Regions from separate parts of the Homo sapiens genome. Here region 2 is linked to region 1. A link is an interaction called in ENCODE POLR2A ChIA-PET data of the cell type or tissue named here. Cell type or tissue: MCF 10A. All regions are shown on one strand. Each heading gives the region's core, and the rest is flanking DNA. Links, peaks and the distances in the headings are about the cores only. Region 1 overlaps ADNP (activity dependent neuroprotector homeobox). Region 2 overlaps BCAS4 (breast carcinoma amplified sequence 4).

Region 1 (16,075 bases), core at 3,670-11,669:
TTCTATATGAAGTACCAAAGTCTAATTGGGGCCGAAAATGAAAAGTATTTCAAAAAAACCTTCTAGGCCTTATCATACTCAAGATAGAATTGCTGCTCACTATGAAGCAATGACTATGGTGTCCCCTGCTCTCTCTGCTATGCTAATAATCTGCATATTGTGAAGCCAACTACAGACTTAGAAGTCACTTCTGATATAAATTAAGACCAAATCAATTATTTTTTGTCCAAATTTTATTGCTAAATTGTTTTAAACCATCTTTTGTGGTGGCTTAAAACCAGCAAATTCTTTATCACTTGCTTAATTTAAAACAGTTAGTACACACTGGGCATGGTGCCTCACGCCTGTAATCCCAACACTTTAGGAGGCCGAGGAGGGCAGATCACGAGGTCAAGAGATCGAGACCAACCTGGCCAACATGGTGAAAACCCGACTCTACTAAAAATACAAAAAATTAGCTGGACGTAGTGGCACGTGCCTGTAATCCCAGCTACTCGGGAGGCTGAGGCAGGAGAATCGCTTGAACCCGGGAGGCAGAGGTTGCAGTGAGCCAAGATCGCACCACTGCACTCCAGCATGGCGAGAGCGAGATTCCATCTCAAAAACAGACAAACAAAAAACACATACAGTTACTACAAACCAGGTCTTTTAGAGAGAAGCACATGTTAGAAAAATATTTCAGAAATACAGAAAAGTGTCACAGGCTAATTCTGAAGAAACCAGGTATTAAAATGGATGCCCACAGATACCTAAGACTGGGAAGAGACATCTTGTTTCTCTGTTCATTTCATAAACTCTCTATGGGCCAAAATTCAGTTCTTTGGGAACTTCCTGAGTTAACTCTGCTTCACACTTCATAACAGATGTGTCCAGAAGCCAGCCATTAATGGTTTCCCTGCCTCCTGGATGAGTGGCTCAACAATCTCAGAAAAACAAAGACATAAAGATTTGGAAATGCAGCCACCACTGGGGTCATTAGTCTATAGAAAACATAAAAAAGAATCAAGCGGCAGCTTGGGGGAAAGAAAAACCCATTCTTCTAAGTGCCTACCCACAGCTTAAAAAGTCGGTTTAAGACATTAAGATGAAGCATCTCACTGCCTGGTAGGTATTTTTTTCTGAAAAAGTGAGTATGCCCATAAGGGAACTTAGTTGTAAGAAACTTGTAATTTATAAAAAGCGGTATTTCAGCCACAGAGTTGGTGTTGGGTTTACTTATCTATTTTGAATTTAAAAGGCTTATAAATAAAGCAGTGACACTGCTTACTGGGAAATGCTGTACCAAAAAATGTTATCTTGCTGTAGGCTTGGCAACTAGGAGAAATCTGTATTTTTTTTTTGAGACAGGGTTCCAGTTTTTTTTTTTTGTTTTTTTTTTTGAGACAGTCTCGCTCTGTCACCCAGGCTGGAGTGCAGTGTCACGATCTTGGCTCACTGCAAGCTCCGCCTCCCAGGTTCACACCATACTCCTGCCTCAGCCTCCTGAGTAGCTGGGACTACAGGCGCCACCACCATGCCCAGCTAATTTTTTGTATTTTTAGTAGAGATGGGGTTTCACCGTTTAGCCAGGATGGTCTTGATCTGACCTCGTGATCCGCCCATCTTGTGATCCGCCCATCTCAGCCTCCCAAAGTGCTGGGATTACAGCCACCGCGCCCGGCATTTTTTTTTTTTGAGACGGAGTTTTGCTCTTGTTGCCCAGGCTGGAGTGCAATGGCACAAATCTTGGCTCACTGCAACCTCTGCCTCCCAGGCTCAAGCAATTCTCCTTCCTCAACCTCCTGAGTAGCTGGGACTACAGGCGCGTACCACCACATCGTGCTAATTTTTGTATTTTTAATAGAGACAGGGCTTCACCATGTTGGCCAGGCTGGTCTCAAACTCCTGACCTCAGGTGATCCACCTGCCTCAGCCTCCCAAAGTGCTGGGATTACAGGCGTGCACCACCATGCCTGGCCAGGAATGTATGTTCATGTTAACTCACGTTAACGCCTGGCCAGGGTTCCACTTTTCATCCAGGCTGGAGTGTAGTGGTGTAATCATAGCTCACTGCAGCCTTGACTTCCTGGGCACAAGTGATCTTCCCACCTCAGCCCCACCAGCTGGGACTACAGGTGCACACTACCTAGACGCCTGGCTATATTTTGTGTGTGTGTGTGTGTTTTTTTTTGTAGAGATGGGGTGTTGCCATGTTGCCCAAGCTGGTCCTGAACTCCTGAGCTCAAGTGATCTGCTGGCTTTGGCCTCCCAAAGTGCTGGGATTACAGGTGTGCACCACCATGCCTGGCCAGGAATGTATGTTCACATTAACTCAGAACATTCTACAACTTTCAGTGTAAAGATTATAATGCTCTTCATATGCGTATTTCTGACATTCCTAATAACCTTGGAAATTCCATAATCTCCCTTTCTCCAGAACAAAGTGTGCCCTCCATGCATTTGTTCATGGAGATCATTTCTCTAAGATTTTCTCCATTTGCAGCTGAAGTAACAGTCATATACACTGGCACCTTCAAAAGCATTTGCAAAGATTTTTCTGTTTTTTTTTTTTTTTTTTTTGCTTTAAATACTTTTCTCAGTAGATAAAACAAGCACACAATTCAGAAATATAAGCAAAGAAGGCTTCCTTCTCACTCTTATCCCTCCAGCCACGCAGCTCCCCATCCCAGAAGGGGCCACTGTTACCCTTTCTTGTGAGTGTTTTGAACTATAACAAGCCAAACAATTCTTTGGAAAAAAGTTTCAACCAAACTCTATCAGTCAATCATTATGGGTGATAAGAAAAAGAAGAGAAGGACCCTATGTTTCTTTGCAGCTACTGCTTGCTGTTAAGAAACATAAGTTCAAATCAATAGCTGGCTCCAGGGTTCATTAATGTTATCTAGGCTGGGCGCGGTGGCTCATGCCTGTAATCCCAGCACTTTGGGAGGCCAAGGCGGGCGAGTCACGAGGTCAGGAGATCGAGACCATCCTGGCTAACATGGTGAAACCCCGTCTCTACTAAAAATACAAAAAATTAGCTAGGCGTGGTGGTGGGCACCTGTAGTCCCAGCTACTTGGGAGGCTGAGATAGGAGAATGGTGTGAACCCAGGAGGCAGAGCTTGCAGTGAGCTGAGATCGAGCCACTGCACTCCAGCCTGGGCGACAGAGTGAGACTCTGTCTGCAAAAAAAGAAAAAAAAAGTTATCTATTTGATTCTCCTTTATAAATGTGGACAAGGGATCCATACTTAAGTAACTGAGGGGTGGGAACAGAATAGATAAGAAATTGTCTCTGCCTGAAATTCAAGGCCCTTTCCTCACTTTCGAATGCAAAGAGAGCTAAAAACTAAAATACAGGTAATTATTACTCTTAGGGAGAAAGAAACCTTAACACTAATGCCAAAAATTGTCCCAGAGATGGGTTTTGACATGCAGAAGGATAGCTAATCCCTTCTCTTTTGCCTCATTAGGATGGCCATTAAAAAAAAAAAAAAAATTTGCCAGCCATGGTGGCTCACGCCTATAATCCCAGCACTTTGGGAGGCCGAGGCGGGCGGAACACCTGAGGTCAGGAGAGTAGCCTGACCAACATGGAGAAACCCCGTCTCTGCTAAAAATACAAAATTAGCTGGGCATGGTGGCACATGTCTGTAATCCTACTACTAGGAAGGCTGAGGCAGGAGAATCGCTTGAACTCCAGAGGCGGAGGTTGTGGTGAGCCGAAATTGCACCACTGCACTCCAGCCTGTGGGCGACAAGAGTAAAACTGTCTCAAAAAAAAAAAAAAAAAAAAAAAAAAAAAAGAAATCAGATGAGCATCATTATTCCAACACCAAGGAGAACTAGCTCCCTTCAGCCGAACCTTTCAGCTCATGACATAAAAAAAGAAAAATATCCAATTTAACAAACCTATATATTGTTCATCTGTTAGACAATCATTTTCAGAGCACTTGCACTTAGCCACTCAACTGTGCTAGGAATAGAGAGATGAGTAAGACATGGTTCTTCTTCCCCTTCAACAGTCCATTTCTTCCAGCTTAGAATACACATAGCCAGCCCTCAATCAGTAGGGTTTAGACACCTGTTTTTGCCTGCCCAGCCTCCTCTTGGAAACGCCTCTGCCACGATTGATGGAAGACAGAAAGTCACTTTTCCAGCAGAGCAGAGTACACATGACTCAGTTTGACTAGTTAAGAATATTTCATCTATGTAAGATAATGACCAGTAGAGTTGGACATGTCCCCCGAACAGGGATGACGTGACGCTGAAAAGGAGAGTTGAGACCTGCCATCACATGAAGGAAGCAAAGGGAACAATTCCTATTGATATTGTTTAAGGTCCTCAATCCAGCTGTGCCCGAAGAACAGCACTTCCCTATGCCAGCCTTTTCCAATATATAAACACACACATTATCGTTTCTGCCTAAGCTAAGTTCTTGTCACCCACAACCAAAAGTCTTGACAGACCCACTGGGCAGGCGGACACAGAAGAGAAAGTGAATAAATAAGAGGGAAGATAGGGTATTTATGCAAAATAATTACACTTGTGAACTGAGTCTAGTAGAAAGAACAGGAGTTTGAAAGATGAAAGTTACTCTAAAAAATGCTTTGACTCTGATTTCATGAAGTAAAAAAACAAAAAACACTATATGAGAAGAGTTAAACACCCTAAATTCTAGAATTCAGAGAAAGCTCAATGACCTATTAATAACAGAATTAACATTTGCAAGTATTTTATTTACGACTGAAAGTAACTAGGTGTGGGTGCAATGTCTCACACCCATAATCCCAGCATGTTAGAGGGCCGAGTTCAAGACCAGACTGAGCAACACAGCAAGACCTATGTTTCTATAAGAAAGCATGGGTGTGGACCTGTGGTCCTAGATATACAGGCGGCTGAGGTGGGAGGATCACTTGAGCCCAGGAGTTCAAGACTGCAGTGGGCAATGATCGTGCCACTGCACTCCAGCCTGGGTGACAGAGTAAGGCCCTGCCTCTAAATAAATAGAGAGTAACTAGCTTTTTGGTAAGCACATGCCATCTGATGAACTACATGTAAACATTCAATTATTATTATTTTTGAGAAAGGGTCTCACTCTGTGTTACCCAGGCTGGAGTGCAGTGGTATGATCACAGCTCACTGCAGCCTCAATTCTCCAGGCTCAAGCAATCCTTCTGCCTCAGCCTCGCAAGTAGATGAGACTAGAGGTATGCGCCACCACATTCAGCTAATTTTTTAAAAAAATTTAATAGGGGTCCTCCCTATGCTGCCCAGGCTGGTCTCCAACTCTTGAGCTCAAGTGATCTTCCCACCTCGGCCCCGCAAAGTGTTGGGATTACAGGTATGGGCCACCGTGCCCAGCCAACGTTCAATTCTGGAGACTAACACTGTTGAGTGAACTAGCCATACTCATTCCTATTAGTCTTTGCAAATTATACCCACATCTACTGATTAGGGCCCAAACATTAACGTTTTACTAATCCAGGCCCATATCCTATTCATGTGCTTTCTTACAAAGCAAGAGTCAGACAGCTGGAATGAAAATCTAAGATTCATCTAGGCCCTAGGCTACAGATAAATTAAAACCATATGCATGATATTTGTATCTGTGCAGAAACTTTTTCAGTTTAAGTCCCATCTATTTTTGGTTTTGTTGCTTGTGCTTTTGAGGTCTTAGTCATGAATTCTTTGCCTAGACCAATGTCCATGAGAGTTTCCCCCAGGTTTCCCTAGTTTCAGGTCTCACTTTGAGTCTTTTTTCTATCTTGAGTTGATTTCCGCATACGGTGAGAGATAGGGGTCTAGTTTCATTCTTCTGCACTATGGCAATCCAATTTTCCTACCAACACTAACTGAAAAAGATGTCCTTGTACATTATTTGGGTGATGGATACACTAAAACCCAGATTTCTTTTCTTTTCTTTTTTTTTTTTTTGAGACAGTTTCACTCTTGTTGCCCAGGCTGGAGTGCAATGGCATCACCCAACAGATGACAGTCCCAGTTTAGCAGGCTCAAGGTAAAGTCTGCAGGATCTGGCACACCAAGAATTAGTGGAGCTTGTCTATGGTAGTTCTGCAGAGCTACCACATCAAGGATGGCACCATATAGTCTGTATTTTTACGGGCAGAAAAAAAGCAGAAAAGCATTTACTAGTATCATCTGAAAGAAAGACAAAACAAACAAAAAGATAAGCCTGTTTTAGATAAGCAAAAGACAACCCAGCTACCTCTGAACAGGCACAGATAAGCCAGAAGAAAAAGCTAGCCTCTAAGTCCAACTTGTCCAGATTACATTTTAAACTACTCCAAGTGAGGATCTAGTGTGTCATAGTGTGTCCTACTTTCCTTCAACTGCAGGTGTAAACTTTGCTACTTTATAATGTTCGGGAACCAAAACCTGAACATAACCCAAAGTGATGACTAATGTATCAGTTACACTAGTGAATGCAAAACTTTCATTTCCACTAAGAAAAGCATATCTAATATTGCACTGAGAGCTACACAAGGATCCTTACTTCTTCCTGGTTAACACCTAAACATAAGCTGCACTTAGCCTAAACTAGTGATTTTCAAACCTTATTTTTTTTGAGACGGAGTCTCCCTCTGTTACCCAGTGGCATAATCTCAGCTCACTGCAACCTCTGCCTCCCAGGTTCCAGCGATTCTCCCACCTCAGCCTCTCGAGTAGCTGGGATTACAGGCACGCGCCACCAGGCTGGGCTAATTTTTTTTATATTTTTAGCAGAGATGGGGTTTCAGCATGTTGGCCAGGCTGGTCTCGAACTCCTGACCTCAAGTGATCTGCCTGTCTTGGCCTCCCAAAGTGCTGGGATTACAGGTGTGAGCCACTGCGCCTAGCTTCAAACTTTTTATTTTTTAAAAGCTGTGAAACCCGTTTCCAAAGGAATCTTAGGTGAAATATAAAAAAGATAAAAACTAGAGGTGCTCAGGTTGAAAGAAAAAAAGGTTCCCTGCCCCCAAGTACCTCCACGAAATAGTTACTCATCTAAACTAAGCCCATGACGCAAATTTATGCAAAAGTGGCAGGTTACTGAAATGTAGAATCTGGGCCTAGTGGGCAATCAAACCAAAGCATGAAGTTTGATGGCTATAGCAGAATTCTGATAGTTTACTGAAAATCTTCACCAATTATTATTAGTCTGATCAAAGTATGAAGTGATAGGGAATCCACAGTAAACCTAAAGGATCAGAAAATAAAGTTCACACTGTGATTTTTAAAAAAACATTTCTACCCTAAAGTTGTAAAGAAAAACACAGTCTCTCTGGGATTATCTTTTACCTGGGGTTGGGAGAAGAGAAGAGTGTGGAATCAAGGGCTAGGAATGACGCTATTACTAGTGAAGAAAACGGCAGCTGTCAGGATGGGCGCCATGGCTCATGTCTGTAATCCCAGCAGTTTGGGAGGCCAAGGAGGGTGATCACTTGAGGCCAGGAATTCACGACCAGCCTGGCCAACATGGCGAAACCCCATCTCTACTAAAAATACAATAAAATTAGCTGGGCATGGTGGCACATACCTGTAATCCCAGCTATTTGGGAGGCTGAGGCCTGAGAATCGTTTGAACCTAGGAGGTGGGGATTGCAGTGAGCAGAGATCACGCCACTGCACTCCAACCTGGGCAAGAGTGAGACTCTGTCTCAAAAAAAAAAAAAAAAAAAAAAAAAAAAAAAAAAAAAAGGTATCTGTATTTTCTAAGTTAATAAAAATTAGGAAGACAATCAGGCTACTACAATATAAACAATTTCATTTTTTGATAACATCAACCCAAGTTACTATGTAAGAATTTCAGATCCTTGATATTTAAATTATTCCAATTGATGCTGATGCAAGAATTTTTATATATCTCTTATAACCCCCACTGGGGTTTAAGAGTAAGATTTTTGAAGTTTCCTTAAACCAATGATCTAACTAAAAAATGTTAAGTTATGCTGGCAATTTTCTAAGAGGGACAAGCATTTGACTCTCATGAACAGAATCAAAGCATCAGTTAACTGCTACCTGTGACGATAATTTTATTTATTTAAAGAACAGATTTTGTTATGTCTCTGTGGAAACATTTAGTACCTGTTAAGATAAAAACTAATCAGAAAGAAAACATCAATCCTGGGAAAGCAAAACAGACGGGTGTGTGTCTAAACTTATGGTCTGCAACTTGGCCTACAGAGGGAAGCTGGAGGAGGTGAAGGAGAGGATTCTGGCCAATAAACCCCTGGCTATGAGAACTGACCAGGACAGAAGTGCATTGCATTGGGCATGCTCAGCCATACATACATAAATTATTGAATTTTTGTTTCAACTTGGAGTGCCAGTGAATGATAAAGACTATGCGAGATTGGTCTCCTCTTCAGACTGCTGTTTGTGCTGGCCAGAATGAGACTGTAAAAGCCCTTCTGGGAAAAGGTGCTCAAGTGAATGCTGTCAATCAAAATGGCTCTACTCCCCTACATCATGCAGCTTCCAAAAACAGGCATGAGATTGCTCTCATGTTACTAGAAGGTGGGGCTAATCCAGATGGTAAGGATCATTATGAGGCTACAGCAAAGCACCAGGCCACAGCCAAGGGTAACTTCAAGATGATTCATATCCTTCTGTACTACAAAGCATCCACAATCATCCAAGACACTGAGGGTAACACTCCTCCACACTTAGTCTGTGATAAGAGTGGAAGAAGCAAAACTGCTGGTGTCCCAAGGAGCAATATTTACATAGAGAATAAAGAAGAAAAGAAACCCCACAAGTGGCCAAAGGTGCCCTGGGTTTAGTACTCAAGAGAATGGTAGAAGGTTAAACAGCTTGGATTTCTTCTTACTTTCTATGTTGTGATGCTGTCCCCAGTGTCCTGGAAACTAACATACTTGGGCACAGGACATCATCTACAAATGTTTTCTCACCTTCAAAGTCTTATAAACATGTTGACTATTGTTCCTGCTGAGGTTCTTATTCTAAACTTACGGCTTGCTTTCTGGGCACTGAGTAACTGCTGACTGTTCTACTGTTGTCACATATTCTTGTATACTGAATTTCGGCTAATTCTGAGTAAGTGATTCCGTGGCTGTTGTTAATCTTCAGCAACCTCCGAGCATGCACCTTGTATCAGTCTCTGAAATAGAATAGCTCCAATAGCAACAGGCTAGTCGTTCTGCTAGATGGTTCTAGGTGGACTCCGTGATGTTCCTCCATACAGTTAAACATCCTAACTTGTTTCTCAAGCTCACTCAGGCCTATGCCAGACAGTTGTTTTTTTCCCCAACCATGAGATTTTATTTTTGTGATAGGAGGAATATTTACGTATTTCAGTGGACCAAATTTTAAGTTGGGGGTTGTGCTAGAAAATAATGAAAAACAACTTCCCATGTACACGTGTATTTTTTTTTTGATGAGCTATTTGCCAAGATAAAACGTATGGTTTTTTAAAAAGGAAGTTTTAAAGTACCTATATCGAGTCAGCTTACATTGAAAAAATGTCAAGCTTGTTAAAATGATTATGTAACAAAATGTATTCTGATTTGTATTTCAGAAACTAAAAAATAAAATGTTGAAAGAAAAAAACATCATTCTTGTATTTGTGCATTTTCTTTCCTTCCTGCCTTTACCTCAGCAACATATTTAATACCTGTCTATATCACTCATTGAGTCAAAAACTGTGGTCACGGTAAAACCCTATTTCTTCTTATAGCCAATAAGCCCTTATTCTTCCTATTTTAGGATTTGCATCTGAAGTAGTGAACATACTTTATTTGCTTTACATGTGCCATTAAGCCCTACATTTAAATCAAACCAGTTGCAAAAAGGTTTATATATTTGCATTTTAAAAAATTAATCTTACACAGCTTTAAGATTGAGAGCCTACAGCCAGACTGGAAACAATCACCCCACTCAATCTTTTTCTAAAATACACCGCCCTGAACAGAGGTAGCTGATTTCCATTCTCCTATAAGCTTGGGCAAAAGAGCTTCCAGATGCCGGAAACTCTTCATAGAAAGGCAGCTCTGATGCCTCCTCCTTTTCCTCCCCTCCCTCCCCAATCCACAAAACACGTAATTCTGACTATCCAGGGGCAGAATGTTCTTCTGGATTAGCAGATAAAACTGTGCAGCAAGACAGAGGTAAGAAAATAAAGTTTAGTATCCTCTTTCCTTAAGTTTACTAGAAAATGTACAGTAGTACTGAGGCTAAAAAGGGGGGTGAGGGAATTAGAGAACCAGGAAGATAAGAAAGAAAACTACTTTGCAAATGATGACACACGTATGTACTGAAAGCTAAATCTGAATAATGAACATCAATTATATTGCCTAGGATAATCATATTATAACACTCTTAATAAAGATAAGCAGGCAGGAAATGTAACCAGTTTCTGTATTCTTCTATTCTTACTAACTTCATTGGACTTTTACTATTCTCCCAGTTTGATAATAAAAGATAACCAAATACAAAACTGCCTCCAAAAATAAACACTGATTTTCTTCAAGTTTTTAACTGTTATCAATTATTTATATTTTTTATAACTATTTCTTTAGTTAGGAGTGTAAATTTATGCAAGGCGAAAGATGGTATTTATCTAAATATAGCATTCTTTACAAAAACGTTTAGTCAAAGTAATATTTTTTGTCACCTTCCATCAACATGTGTGAATCCTTTCTACAAAAAAAAAGATGCTCTGAAAGATTGTTGCCTGATCACCTCAAGTAAGAGGGCGCACAAAATCCCATCAGGCAGCTCATTCCACACTGGACAGCTTCTGTTCACAAGTTTATGCTTTACAACGCTGTGTAACCTGCCCATAGCTCTCAGGCTATAAATTCCCTAGTCACATGACAGCCTTTCAAAACTTTAAGACACGCCCCTCTTCTCCCAGTTAACCAGGATCAGTTCTTCTCACCATTCCTTCCATGATCTCATAGGCCACTCTCCAAAGGATAAGCTCCAGCTTGTCAGTCTCCCTAGTTCCCTGGATAAACTGTTATTCGGATGTGACATATTCAGGAGATGGTCGAGTGAGACAACAATACTCTAATTCTGGACATTATTTTTCAATTAATGCTCCTGAAAAATACATTTGTGTCAGTGGCATCCACTTCATACATATGACATAAAAAATATTTTTAAAAATATGCAGTGCCTTTTCAGAATTAGCTTGTTCAGCTGATGAGGAAAAAGATAGTTTGGATGGAATCTAAGTAACAATCACCAGTCTTCAGGGTCTCCTCAACTGCAGGAACACAAGCATTCTGTTTCTGAAATGAGGGGGAAAAACAAAACAAAACCAAAAACTAAAAAACAAGTGTCCAGTGCAGGCCTTAGGAAAGTCAAAAGATTGAGATTCATCTTCCAAATCACACCATCAACAGAAATCTGTTATGAAAAAGCAGCACTCTCAATCACTGAAAGAACCTAGGAGCTGCCTAATCTAAACTCTTCTCATCCTACAAATTAGCAGCTGAGGTGAAGCAACTGCTTGCCCATGAGCGAGCTGGGTCTTGAAGCCACCCTCCAGACCTGAGATGCAGCACTCCTGTCACTACCCATGCAGACCAAACTCTATCTTTGGCATTCACTAAAAACAAACAGCAGCATGTTCCCTACGTACATCTGAAAGTGCCAGAACTTCAATACCCAAGGTTGAAATGGTCTTCAAAAATTAAAAGGCTCAGCCAAACCAGCTGAAGCAGCAACACAGAAATTAAGAATCTGTACGTATCTCAAGTCAGTCAGATGATTCCATCACATCCAGAGAAGAATTCAGCTCTAAGGACACTTGTCTTAAATCACTCTTACCATCACCATGGAGGCCAAGAGTCACTAGATAGTCACATTTGAAGAATCTCTTTCTATGCAAATCATAATGGTAATATCTTGTAAAATGAAAACCACAACCTTGGTATTCTTAAATAACAGGCCAGCTTTTCAAAAAACAGATGTATCCTATGTCTCCCCTTTATTATCTTCCCATTGTGAATACTCTAAGCATGTTCTTCTGAAAGTCCCTTGGGAAACTAGACGCTTCCTTTTTTTCAAAGGAGGGAGTTGGTAGGAGCCTGGTCTGTTCTCAACTACCTCCAGGCTCCAGTCAAACTGGGAGAACAGTAAAAGTCCAAAAAGTTACATAAGCAATTGGGAAGCGGGAACACAGGACCACACATAAACTCGTGTATCAATATTCTCAGCAGTATTATTCATAATACCCCCAAAATAGGAACAACTGAAATCAACTGATGATAAATGAAATGTGGTCATATCCACATAATGGGATATGATTGAACCATGAAAAAGAATAAAGTACCGACACATGTTCCAACATGAACCTTGAAAACATTATACTAAATGAATAAAATCAATCACAAAAGGCCAAATATTGTATGATTCCACTCATGAGGTACTTAGAATAAACAAATTCATAGCAACAGAAAAGTAAAATGGTGGTTGCCAGGGGCTGGGTAAAGGAAGAAAAGAGGAGTTATTGTTTAACAGGTATAGAGTTTCAGTTCTGCAAGATTAAAAAAGGCTAAAATGGTAAAGTTTATGTATACTTTACAACAATTAAAAATAAACACATTCTTTTTTTTTAAAGTGGCTACTGGGAAATTTAAGGCAGCAGTATTGATTAGGGAAGGAGACAAAGTCTGCTTATAATTTCAACAGCAGGGTGGTCTGGGTTCAAAATCAGGGGCATTTATCACTGATGGATCTCTTTACCAAAATGTGAATCTTAAGCATTTGTTAATATTACCCAGAAAAGGAGAGAACCTCTAGAACAAACCGTGGATGTAACACAGCATTTTGAAGGTCTATACAAATTTCCAGACCATTTTTGACACTATAATCATTTAATATGAGTGGTAATACATTAATGGAACCTAGGTGGCCCCAAAACCTTTAAGTACTTAAAGAAAAAAAAATGGTAGAGTGTTCACGTTATTGGCAAATCTGCTCCACTCCAAGAGGCCAGGAACAGGATATTATATTACTTTTGGCAATGAAGGCCCTGATTCACTCTGCCTTAACTAATAGATTTAGTACAGCTGGGTTACTTCAGTGAGACGTTCAACTACCTTGTTTTGCAAACTTGAGCATGTGGCAGTAGAGAAAAGATCTTCAGAGAATTCCCATGTGTTAAAATTTCAAATTACCTTCAGTTTCCGCTACAAAAGTAGAAGAACAAGAGGAGAGGTCCTGGGAAAAATGAAATGGAAAGCTTTTGAAAGGTAACAGAATGATGAAAAATTTAATTTTAGCACTTTAAGGAAGTTTTGTTTTCTCTCATGCTGGTGTAGTTCATTTATAGCAAACCAACAATCTAATGGTAAATAAACAGCCTGGTTCATCACATTACCTACCAATTATACAAAAATTATAATCACACTGTGACTTAAAAGTTTTATTTATTTTAAAAGTTCATCACAGGTGATTTCAGAGATTTAGTACAATATCACCTGAAATAGTTAACAGACACGGCTGGCATTTATGTCTACAAATTATTATCATTACATATTATCTTTCAGCACGTTCATTTTCCTGACCTCAATTGATGGACTAAACAGAACTCTTAAAATATGCAGCAGGACAAGGGTGCCATCTCACAGGTGTAGCTCACAGCTCCCAGCACTTTGGAAGGCTGAGGTGGGAGGATTGCTTGAGCCCAAGAGTTCAAGACCAGCCTGAAAAAATACATATATTTAAGTGTATATATATATATATATATATATATGTAAAAAGCCAGGTGTGATGGTGCATGCCTATAGTCCCAGCTACTTGGGAGGCTGAGGTGGGAGAATGGCTTGAGTTGCAGTGAGCTATGATGGTGCCACTATACTCCAGCCTGCGTTACAAAGGGAGACCCTGGAACTTTGGTTTTTTTCCCTGCTGTATCTCTATCATCTATGTCAATGACTAGAACAAAGCAGGCACTCAATAAATTCAGACAGAATGAATGAATCTCTGCCTAGAAAAGGCTTACAGATATGACATCCAATAAATATTTGCAGTAAAAGAGGCGATGTATCAGATGTGTCACAAACTAAATCCTAGGAGGCTTCATGTTTAGTTCATTCTCAGCAGGGAGGGTGGCAACAGCTGCTGAGTTGGGGCCATTAACTTAGGTGAAGAATCTGCATTTACTGCAAAAGACTTCTGGCGCAGTTCCAGAGGCCGGAAAGCAAGGTGTTCTAGGAACTTCTTGCTCAACTCCACTGAGTCAGAATGGTTGCTATGTCAAGCTTCTGAGTAACAAGGAACGACATGATTGGAAAGGCAGGGTGAGGATAGGATGGGGATCTTGAATGTGAAGCTGGAGTCTGCTGCCATGTCTGGTAGGCACCGAGGAGATGCTGCAGGTAACGAAGTACAGAAGGGACATGATTCTAATGGCACTTTAAGAGGATTAATCCAGGCCGGGTGTGGTGGCTCATGCCTGAAATCCCAGCACTTTGGGAGGCCAAGATGGGCAGATCACGAAGTCAGGAGCTCGAGACCAGCCTGGCGAATATGGTGAAACCCCATCTCTACTAAAAATACAAAAATTAGCCGGGCGTGGTGGTGTGCGCCTGTAATCCCAGCTACTCAGGACGCTGAGGCAGAAAAATTGCTTGAATCCGGGAGGCGGAGGTTGCAGTCACTGCACTCCAGCCTGGGCAACAGAGCGAGATTCCACCTCCAAAAAAAAAAAAAAAAAAAAAAGAAAGAAAGAAAGAAAAAGAAAGCAGTGGCTCATGCCTGCAATCCCAGCACTTTGGGAGGCCAAGGCAGACAGATCACTTGAGGTCAGGAGTTTGAGACAAGCCTGACCAACATGGTGAAACCCATCTCTACTAAAAATACAAACATGAGCTCGGTGTGGTGGCCAGCGCCTGTAATCCCAGCTACTCGGGAGGCTGAGGCAGGAGAATTTCTTGCGCCCAGGAGGCAGAGGTTGAGATCGCGCCACTGCACTCCAGCCTGGACTCCATTAAAAAAAAAAAAAAAGCCTGGAGGAAGTCAATTAAGTAAAAGAGTAGATACCAGACCTACCCAACCCTCAGAATTACCTGAGGGACCTTACACCCATGCCACATCTTCTCAATCTAAGAGGTCTGAGAAACCATCACTGCCTTAGGTATGAGATAATAGGATACTGGGGTAAGAGTAAAACGAGGGGAAAAGAAAAGGTTCACAGGTGAAGCTTATAGCCTAAGTCAAAATTTGTGCTAATAATACTATTTTCCTGGACAAAAACTTACCTATCAGCCATATGTAAAAAATTTGTACCTTATAACTTCAAACCTCCTTAACAAGAGGTAGGGTGACATAGCACAGTAAAGCTTTTCTTTGCTAGAAAATAAAGATGCAGTGGTCCACCCTACAGTTAGACAGATCTGTATTTAAATCCTTGCTCTGCCACTTACAAGCTTTGTGATCCTACACATGTTATTTAACCTCTAGAGGTCTGTTTTCTTATGGCATAAGCAGAAGGACACTATCTCATTGTTTTAATGGCAGAAGGATTAAATGAGATGATGCAAGTTAATGCTTAAGTCAGTTACCATTATCACCTTAAACCAGATGAGATACTAAAATAATCACTTTCAAAATTCTGAGTTCACACCAGGGCATAACCTCTCCAAAAAGCTCAAACTATTATGACTGAGAATCAGATGTGGTTGCCATAACAACATCTGTTCCTGTACACATTACAATGCATCATGCACAGTAGTGTTTTTATACAATATTTTACATCTGTGTGAGCCATTCATACTCAGGTTTGCATATTCTTAACAAGCTCAGTGACACTTAAAATATTTAGGCAACTGAACATCTGCAACTATCTTAAATAAACCCAGGTGACTTACAGTTATGTAGAAACATAAAGGTGTCATCTAGATTTTGCGTATCTTAAGTTTTAAAAAATATGTGGAGTCACTGGTCTTTTAGGAAGATTTTCAGACTACAAGACTGGTGCCCACAACTGGAAAACTGCTACTGTGTTGCTGCTTATCCTGATACTTTCCGTATTCAGATTTCAGGCAAGAATTCTAGCAGTGACCACCAGAATTTCCAGTACACCAGTAGAACCAGTTGTTTTCAGGCTGAACTCCTCTAA
Region 2 (8,000 bases), core at 1-8,000, 94 kb before region 1:
GCCAGGAGCTTGAGACCAGCCTGGGCAACATAGTGAGACCCCTGTCTCTGCAAAAATTAAAATACAAAAAAAGAGAGAAAGCGAGCTATGGAATGCAACCCCTTATCACGCACCTATTGTGTGTCAGCACTCTGTTAAATCAGTTAGCCACATCTATGATGTCAGGTTAACCTCCTGACCATTCTGCCAAACGGGCCTGATGGTTCCTGTCACAGGGGATCCAGTGGCAGTGAAATGCAGAGGTTAAGCCATTGGGTTCCAGCTGCATGGCTGGCAGAGGGTAAGGTGAACCCAGAAGTGCCGTGACCACGCCGTGCCCTTCCTGAGCAGGCCAGGATGGGTTGCAATGCACTTCCTACAAGCACAGTGCTGCAGAAACATCTTGGGAAGGAGGCATCCCACCCCGCTGGGGCATGGGCTTCCGTGGCCTCCCATGCAGGTTGTGTGTTCTTAAGCATGTCTGGACCCGTGTCTGCGTTGTGTGCACCTGCACTCCCAGGATCTCTCCATCACCCGCTGTGCCCCACTCCTCTCTTTCTCTTTCTCTTTCTTTCCCCTGGACCAGAAAGAACAACCAATCTTCTCCTCTAACCACAGTGACCTCTTGGCTCCATCCTTTCTCCCTTAGTGCGATAATGACATTTTCTCATTGTAATTTAATTTTGGGGTTGGGTGGGGGAATGATCTTTCTTTTTCCCCGTCTTCTCTCCCCTCTCCCCGACTGAGGCACAGAAATAGTCCCAGCTGTGAGATGAAGGTTGCAGAGTTTAAAATTGCAACTTGGTACTATTTATACTCCAGCCTGAAAGATGTTTTTTTGTGCAGTCGTTTATTTTGTTGTGGTGGAGATGGCTCATGCTGGAAGCAGCAGGAACTGGTGCTGTATAAACAGTTCTCTGGGGACAAGTGGGTGGTGAGGGAGCCTTCAGGTGCAGGGGGCAGGGACTAGGCCTGCCCAGAAACTCTGAGCACGCCTCCCTGGAGCAGGACGGTGTGGCCTGGTAGGGAAAGCAGATCATGTGCTTGGCGAACTTTCTTCCTGAATGCTGGCCATTACAAAAATAACAACAGAAACTGGTATTTTAGAAGTCATAAAAGTAGTAGATAACTTGAGGGGGAAAAAAAACCTAATTTTTCTTTTTTGTTTTTGAAGACAGATCTTGCTCTGTCTCCCAGGCTGGAGTACAGTGGCACAATCTTGGCTCACCGCAACCTCCTCCTTCTGGGTTCAAGCAGTCCTCCTGCCTCAGCCTCCTGAGTAGCTGGGACTACAGACGCGTGCCACCACGTCTGGTTAAATTTTGTATTTTTAGTAGAGACGGGGTTTCGCCATGTTGGTCAGGCTGGTCTCGAACTCCTGACCTCAGGTGATCTGCCCACCTTGGCCTCCCAAAGTGTTGGGATTACAGGCGTGAGCCACTACGCCTGGCCAAACCGCTAATTATTTCCCTAATTTTTACACAAGTGCATGAAGCAGTTGTACACTGGCAGGCCCTCTGCACGTTCGTTATTGGCTTAATTTGTGAAGCATTAAAGGGTTTTTTAAATGTGTTCCAATGTTTAAACATTGGGGCATTTCCTATCAAATTAGGATTTCTGGCTTCTCTTGGAAAATGGAAAGATCTGGCAGCTCCGGGCCTGCATTTCCTGATGGCAGCTAGTGGCCAGCAGCTGGAGGACTGGATGAGCACCTCTCAGATCACAAGCCTGATGGCCTGTTTCACTCATTTATGTTAATGTCCAGCCTGATGACTGGGTTTTATTTCTTCTTCTTTTTTTAAAGACAAGTTCTCACTCTGTCGCCCAGCCTGGAGTGCAGTGGTGCGATCACTGCTTACTGCAGCCTCAGCCTCCTGGGTAGCTGGGACTACAGACATGCACCACCATGCCTGGCTAATTTTTTTTTTTTTTTTTTTTTTTTTTTTTTTGAGACGGAATCTCGCTCTGTCGCCCAGGCTGGAGTGCAGTGGTGTGACCTTGGCTCACTGCAGCCTCCGCCTCCCGGGTTCAAGCGATTCTCTTGCCTCAGCCTACTGAGTAGCTGGGACTACAGGTGTGTGCCACCACACCCGGCTAATTTTTGTATTTTTAGTAGAGATGGGGTCACCACATTGTCCAGAATGGTGTCGATCTCCTGACCTCGTGATCTGCCCGCCTCAGCCTCCCAAAGTGCTGGGATTACAGGCGTGAGCCAGTGCACCTGGGCTAATTTTTTTTTTTTTTTAAAGGGATGGAGTCTCACCATGTTGCCCAGACTGGTCTCGAATTCCTGGACTTAAGTGATCTTCCTGCCTCGGCCTCCCAAAATGTTGGGATTACAGGCATAAGCCACTGCTCCCGGCCATGGACCCTTTACATAACATAAAAAATTCAAGTTTCCCTTGTCAGAGTCCCTTTCCCAACTCCTCCTGCCCAGGGCTAAGTAAGCCCTGTTAATAGGGTTTCCAAAGAAACTATGGGATGCCCGGTTGAATTTGAATTTCAGATAAACAACAAATTTTTTAAGTATAAGCACATCTCTTAACTATTAGCAGTCTGGCACATATCATTCCAGGCCTTTCTCTGTGAAGACATGTACTTTTTTTTGAGACGGAGTCTCGCTCTGTTGCCCAGGCTAGAGTGCAGTGGTGCAATCTTGGCTCACTGCAGCCTCCGCCTCCTAGGTTCAAGCGATTCTCCTGCCTCAGCCTCGGAGTAGCTGTGACTACAGGCACACGCCACCATGCCCGGCTAATTTTTGTATTTTGAGTAGAGACGGGGTTCTGCCATGTTGGTCAGGCTGGTCTCAAACTCCTGACCTCAGGTGATCCGCCCGCCTCACACATTTTTTTTGGTATGGTTTGTATCTGACACCGTCTGCAGCTTGCTTTTCCTCTCCGGGGTATCACCGGGGCCACTGTGTTTATTAGAGCAGGCTGTGAGGTTGTGGACTCCATCTGGATTAGGATCCTTGCCCCGCTGTTTGTTAACTGTGTGATCTTGAGCAGGTTACCCCACCTCTCTGAGCCTCCGTGTCCTCATCTGTACAACGTGGAGGATACGGGTAGCTTTGTTATTTCCTGTATTTGTTGATCTTGTCTCTTTTGAAAGCTGCATAGAATGGAGAGGCCGTGGTGGCTTTAACCAGTCCTCCGTGATGGGCGCCAGGACTGCTGCCTGTTTATTGCTCTTTCAAAGGAGGCAGTGGAAGGGGGTCGAGCAGGAACCGGGCACATAATCCTAAGACTTAGTTTGCTTTAAAAAAAAAAAAAAAATGAAGGGTGTTTGTCTCCCTGGAAACCACTTGCTAATCTCCAGGATATCGTCTCTTTTTCAGGCGAAGGAGGTGGAGGAGACCATCGAGGGCATGCTCCTCAGGCTGGAAGAGTTTTGCAGCCTGGCTGACCTGGTGAGTGGCTGCCTGGAAGGCGTGGGTTTAGGCCCAGGCCAGACTTCAGGCCCTTGCTGGAGTTTTCTGCGGAAGCCATTTTGGTGGTGAGTTAGCAACCAGGAGGAATGGGGCAGCGGCCAGCGCTGAGAGGAAAGCCACGTGCAAACACTCCCTCCTCTCTCTCTCTCTCGCTCTCTCTCTCTCACTCAACCCCAAGTGCTTCCTGAGGCGGCCATCTTGATCTCGTCCTTCCCTCGAGATGGTTTTTATTCCGCAGAGGAGCCAGGAGTGGACCACAAGGTGGCACTCTCGGGCACCGATGCAGGGAGCCGTTCAGCGGGGACGCTAGACTATATTTAACTTTCCTCAGCTCTGCACCGTCCCCTGTGCAAACATGGAGACAGCCAGGAAATGGCTTCAGGCCTGCGAGGCCTAGGAGGAGCCTCTTGCCCAGGCCACAGCCCGTGGTGGAGTTGGGCATCGAGTTCCTTCCTGAATCCTTCTGTTCTCTCTGCTTTTACCTCCTACTCTGTCTGGTTGGCCCAAATCTACTAGCCTGGCTGAGGAGGAAGATGGAAGACAATGGCCCAGAAGACAAAGCCTCCCACGCCAGAGTCTCTAGAAATCGCCTCTAGAGGCTGGGTGCAGTGGCTCACACCTGTAATCCCAGCACTTTGGGAGGCCAAAGCGGGCAGATCACTTGAGGTCAGGAGTTCAAGACCAGCCTGACCAACATGGTGAAACCCTGCCTCTACCAAAAATACAAAAATTAGCCGGGTGTGGTGGCAGGCGCCTGTAATCTTAGCTACTCAGGAGGCTGAGGCAGGAGAATTGCTTGAACCCGGAAGGTGGAGGTTGCAGTGAGCTGAGATTGCGCCACTGCACTCCAGCCTGGGTGATAGATCAAGATTGTGTCTCAAAAAAAAAAGAAAAGAAAAAGAAATTGCTTCTAGATCCCAGTGTTCCTAGGATTGCTGCCAGCCAGGTGTGGAGCCCCCAGGAGTGCTGATAGAATTTTCTAGAAGCTCCCAAGCTTATTAGAGGCAAACCAGTAACCTGGGCTTGAGGTGTCTGCCTGGAGGCCCAAAGGGTAGAGCTCCATATTGTGACCAGGCCCTGTGTCTCCCCAGAGTGGAGGAAGCCTGGCCACCTGGGCCCAGTGGTGTGCGTTTATGTCCCTGAGAAGCACCGTGTCCGGACCCTGAGAGTGTTTGTGAGAACCCAAGGGAGTAACAGTAACAGCAGCCCCAGATGTTCATTGAACGCCTTTCTTTGTGCCCGGCACAAAGCCACCCTAGACAGCAGGCACTGAGTCATCCCTACCTATTCAGCGGACCTCGGCCCAGCCTCTAGGGTCACAGCAGAAATCCCAAGAGGACCTATATGGTTTCTTCTCTTGAGTCAATTTTTACGTTCAGATGTGGGTCCAGGTGGGAGCTAGGTAACAAGACAGGCTTTTAACAGCCTGGATTGTCCTTTCTTTACCACCACGCATTGGACTCTTTCTTTCTCTTTCTGTCTTTGTCTTTCTGTCTTTCCGTCTTTCTGTCTTTCCGTCTTTCCCTCCGTCCCTCCCTTCCTTCCTTCCTTTCTTCCTTCCTTTCGAGATAGAGTCTCGCTCTGTCCCCCAGGCTGGAGTGCCGTGATGCAATCTCGGCTCACTGCAACCTCTGCCTCCCGGGTTCAAGTGATTCTCCTGCCTCAGCCTCCTGAGTAGCTGGGATTACAAGCATGCACCACCATGCCTGGCTAATTTTTGTATTTTTAGTAGAGACAGCATGTTGACCAGGCTGGTCTTGAACTGCTGGCCTTAAGTGATCCTCCCGCCTCGGCCTCCCAAAGTGCTGGGATTGATTATAGGCGTGAGCCACCATGCCCGGCTGCATTGGGCACTTTCTCATGAATGGGCCCCGTCATAAACTTGAGTATGCAAAGAGAGTTCAGTCCATCTCCATTCCCATCAAGCCCCAGTGTATGTGGGGAGACTGATTTGGGTATCAGTTGGTGCCGTCCCATGCTACAGTGCTGTTGTCAAGGTAAGGTCAAGGTGTGAAGGGATTCCAGAGCCAGGGGTGCTAAGTCCTGCCTAGGAAATTGGGAAGGCTTCGTATAACAGGTGGTGATGAATCTGGGGCTGTAAGGAGAAATAGAGAATTCAACAGATGGGGAAGGAGTGCATTCAGGCAGAGGGACCAGCCTGTGCAAAGGCGGGGAGGCCAGGGATGTGGTATGGCTGGGCACTGGGTGAAGGATCGTGGTTGCGGGCAGGGAAGGCAGGTCGGGAGGATGGTGTGGATGGATGCTCCAGGGACACCTTTGTTTTCAAATCCCATCCCGTCATCCACATGGGCATTCTGCGCAAGGAGACCCAGCATCAGCCTGAAGAGGGCTGGGGGCAGAAGTCCATGTGGACAGGCGGAGAGACCCATGTGGCCCAGCCCTGAAAAACCATCACAGCTTCCTGTGGTGGGAAGTGTGTGTGTCTGTGTTGCCAGGAGACTCAAGATTGCAGGCAGCATCAGGCAGGTCCTCCTAACTCGAAGCCTGGAGATGCTTCATGGAAAGATTTAATCCTGAGGCCACACACAGATGACCCACAGGTCCAATCCTGCCTGCAGATAATTTGATGTTTCTGGGGGGGAAAAAAGCAGGCATTAGCTTGTGACATTTTTAGAATTTCATGTGAAAAATCTAGAGTTCCGGCTTCTCTCAGAAAAGCAAAGATCTGGCCCTCCTGGGGTACTCATTCCTACCTTGCAAGCATCGGCCGCCATGTCACGTGGCAAGCAAGCGACCACCTGCTGTGGGCAGCAAGCGTGCTTTCCAGCTTGATACAGTGCTGGCTGCTCCCGGGGAGCCTTCCTGACTCCACAGCCGCCACGTGCTTGTGTATTTTTGATAGATGATGTTTCTCTGTTCTTTTGACCCTACTGAAAGTGGGAAAGTAAAGCCAGACCAAGAGGATCCCATGTTCCAAGAAATGGAAGAGAACATGCATCCTTTTGGAAGCAAAGACTCTTCCCATGTGTCTGTGTTGACAGAATGTGCCCAGCCAGTTCTGCAAATATGTGACGCTTGTGGGACCCCTGGGGGTGTTTGAGCTTACAGCCCCTGCATGGGCACGCTGTGCCAATGCCATTTATATTCTAGAAATCCTCTTGGCCCCTAGAGGTTCATGCTTGGCTTACCTGGTATGTCTGCTGTGTGCTGTGGGGCTACATGACTACAGAGAGAGGTGTCCGGTGATCAGCCCTAGCTTGGGGCCTCTTTTTTCTCTTTAAGAGCTGCTTTGAAATCCAAGTTAGGGATGAGTAGGGTCCTCTAGGAGCAGGTGATGTCACACCACGGACCACTGTCCCCCCAGGTCCCTGCCTCGGTCTTCAGAAACACTGTTTGATCAATTTACAGGTCCGAGAGAAGGCAGGCCCTGGGCTGCACGGTTTAGAGAGAAGCCACTTCCTTTCAGATAAAATTAGGCTGTTAGAAATCAAAGTCCAGCTTCCCGTCTGCTCTATTAGTTCTTCCATTAGCCTGTCTTGATCACTCTCTGTCACTGAAATTCACCCCTCTGTTCTGGGACCTCTTTTAACATTTGATATAATGCCAATTGTTGGCACTTCACTTTCTGATTCCTTCTACTGTGGGGCCATGGACATGTCACGTTACCTCTCAGAACATTTATTTTTTCCTCCGTAAAATGAAAATAATGGTTCTGATTATCTATTGCTGTGTCAAACTACCCGAAAATTTGGTGATGTAAAACAACCACCCATTTATTTTGTGGGCTAGAGCAGGGCACAGAGGACTCAGCTCATTTGAGTCGAAGCTGGCTCCTTCATCACTTGTCTGGTACCTGGGCTGGGCTGGTTGGGGCTGGTTGGGGCTGGTTGGTGTAACTTGCCCCGTGCACGCTCTCCACGTGGCTGGCGTGGGCTTCCTCGTAGCATGGCTGTTTGACCTCCCCAGAGCAAGCAGTCCAGTGGGCAGGAAGGAAGCTGCCACATGTCTTGAGGCCTAAGTATGGAAACTGACACAGTGTCACTTCTGTTGTAGTTTATTGGTCAAAGCAGTTACACAGCCCAGCCAGAATCAGGGGAGAGAAACTGTATTCTACCCCTTCATGGAAGGAATTAAGGAGTTTGTAGCTGTCCTTAATCCACTACAAATAGTTTCCATCTCCAAAGAGTTACTGTAAGGAATAGATGAGGCAGAGATGTGTGCTTTACACCCACTAGAATGGCTAGATCTTAAAAACCACCAAAATACCAAGTGTTGGCAAGGATGTAGAGCAACGAAGCTCTCATACATTGCTGGTAGAAATGCAAAAAAAACTACAGCCACTTTGGAAAACAGCTTGGCAGTTTCTTACAGGTTTTTTTTTTTTTTTTGGAGACACAGTCTCACTCTGTTGCCCAGGCTGTAGTGCAGTGGCGCTATCTCAGCTCATTGCAACCTCTGCCTCCTGGGTTCAAGCGATTCTCGTGCCCCAGCAGCTGGGATTACAGGTGCCCACCACCACGCCTGGCTAATTTTTGTATTTTTAGTAGAGATGGGGTTTCACCATGTTGGCCAGGCTGGTCTCGAACTCCTGACCTCAAGTGATCCACCCGCCTCAGCCATCCAAAGTGCT

The links. ChIA-PET counts read pairs that join two places held together with the same protein. Peaks named below come from ENCODE experiments on the same cell type or tissue, not always from the same donor. Only the 100,000 strongest peaks of a DNase experiment are listed, where the experiment ranks them.
Region 2: POLR2A ChIA-PET joins it to region 1 with 11 read pairs; 21 of 35 experiments call an interaction of 5 or more read pairs at or near these places.

What each region holds. Positions count from the first base shown.
Region 1 is chr20:50,905,609-50,921,683 of GRCh38, forward strand. All of the region lies in intron 2 of ADNP (activity dependent neuroprotector homeobox), which reads right to left. It also overlaps the pseudogene PSMD10P1. Among named protein-coding and RNA genes, the nearest start is that of ADNP-AS1, 17 kb to the right of the region's middle. RefSeq lists a silencer at 6,370-6,529. In MCF 10A, for the core only: no CTCF peak of the experiment used is centred there; DNase peaks (open chromatin) are centred at 8,543 and 10,853.
Region 2 is chr20:50,814,895-50,822,894 of GRCh38, forward strand. It overlaps BCAS4 (breast carcinoma amplified sequence 4), which reads left to right. Exons shown (of 5, transcript NM_198799.4): 2 at 3,317-3,388. Among named protein-coding and RNA genes, the nearest start is that of BCAS4, 24 kb to the left of the region's middle. RefSeq lists enhancers at 151-200, 261-430, 3,832-3,881, 3,892-3,941, 4,429-4,478 and 2 more. In MCF 10A, for the core only: a CTCF peak has its summit at 3,651 (motif pointing right); a DNase peak (open chromatin) is centred at 3,687.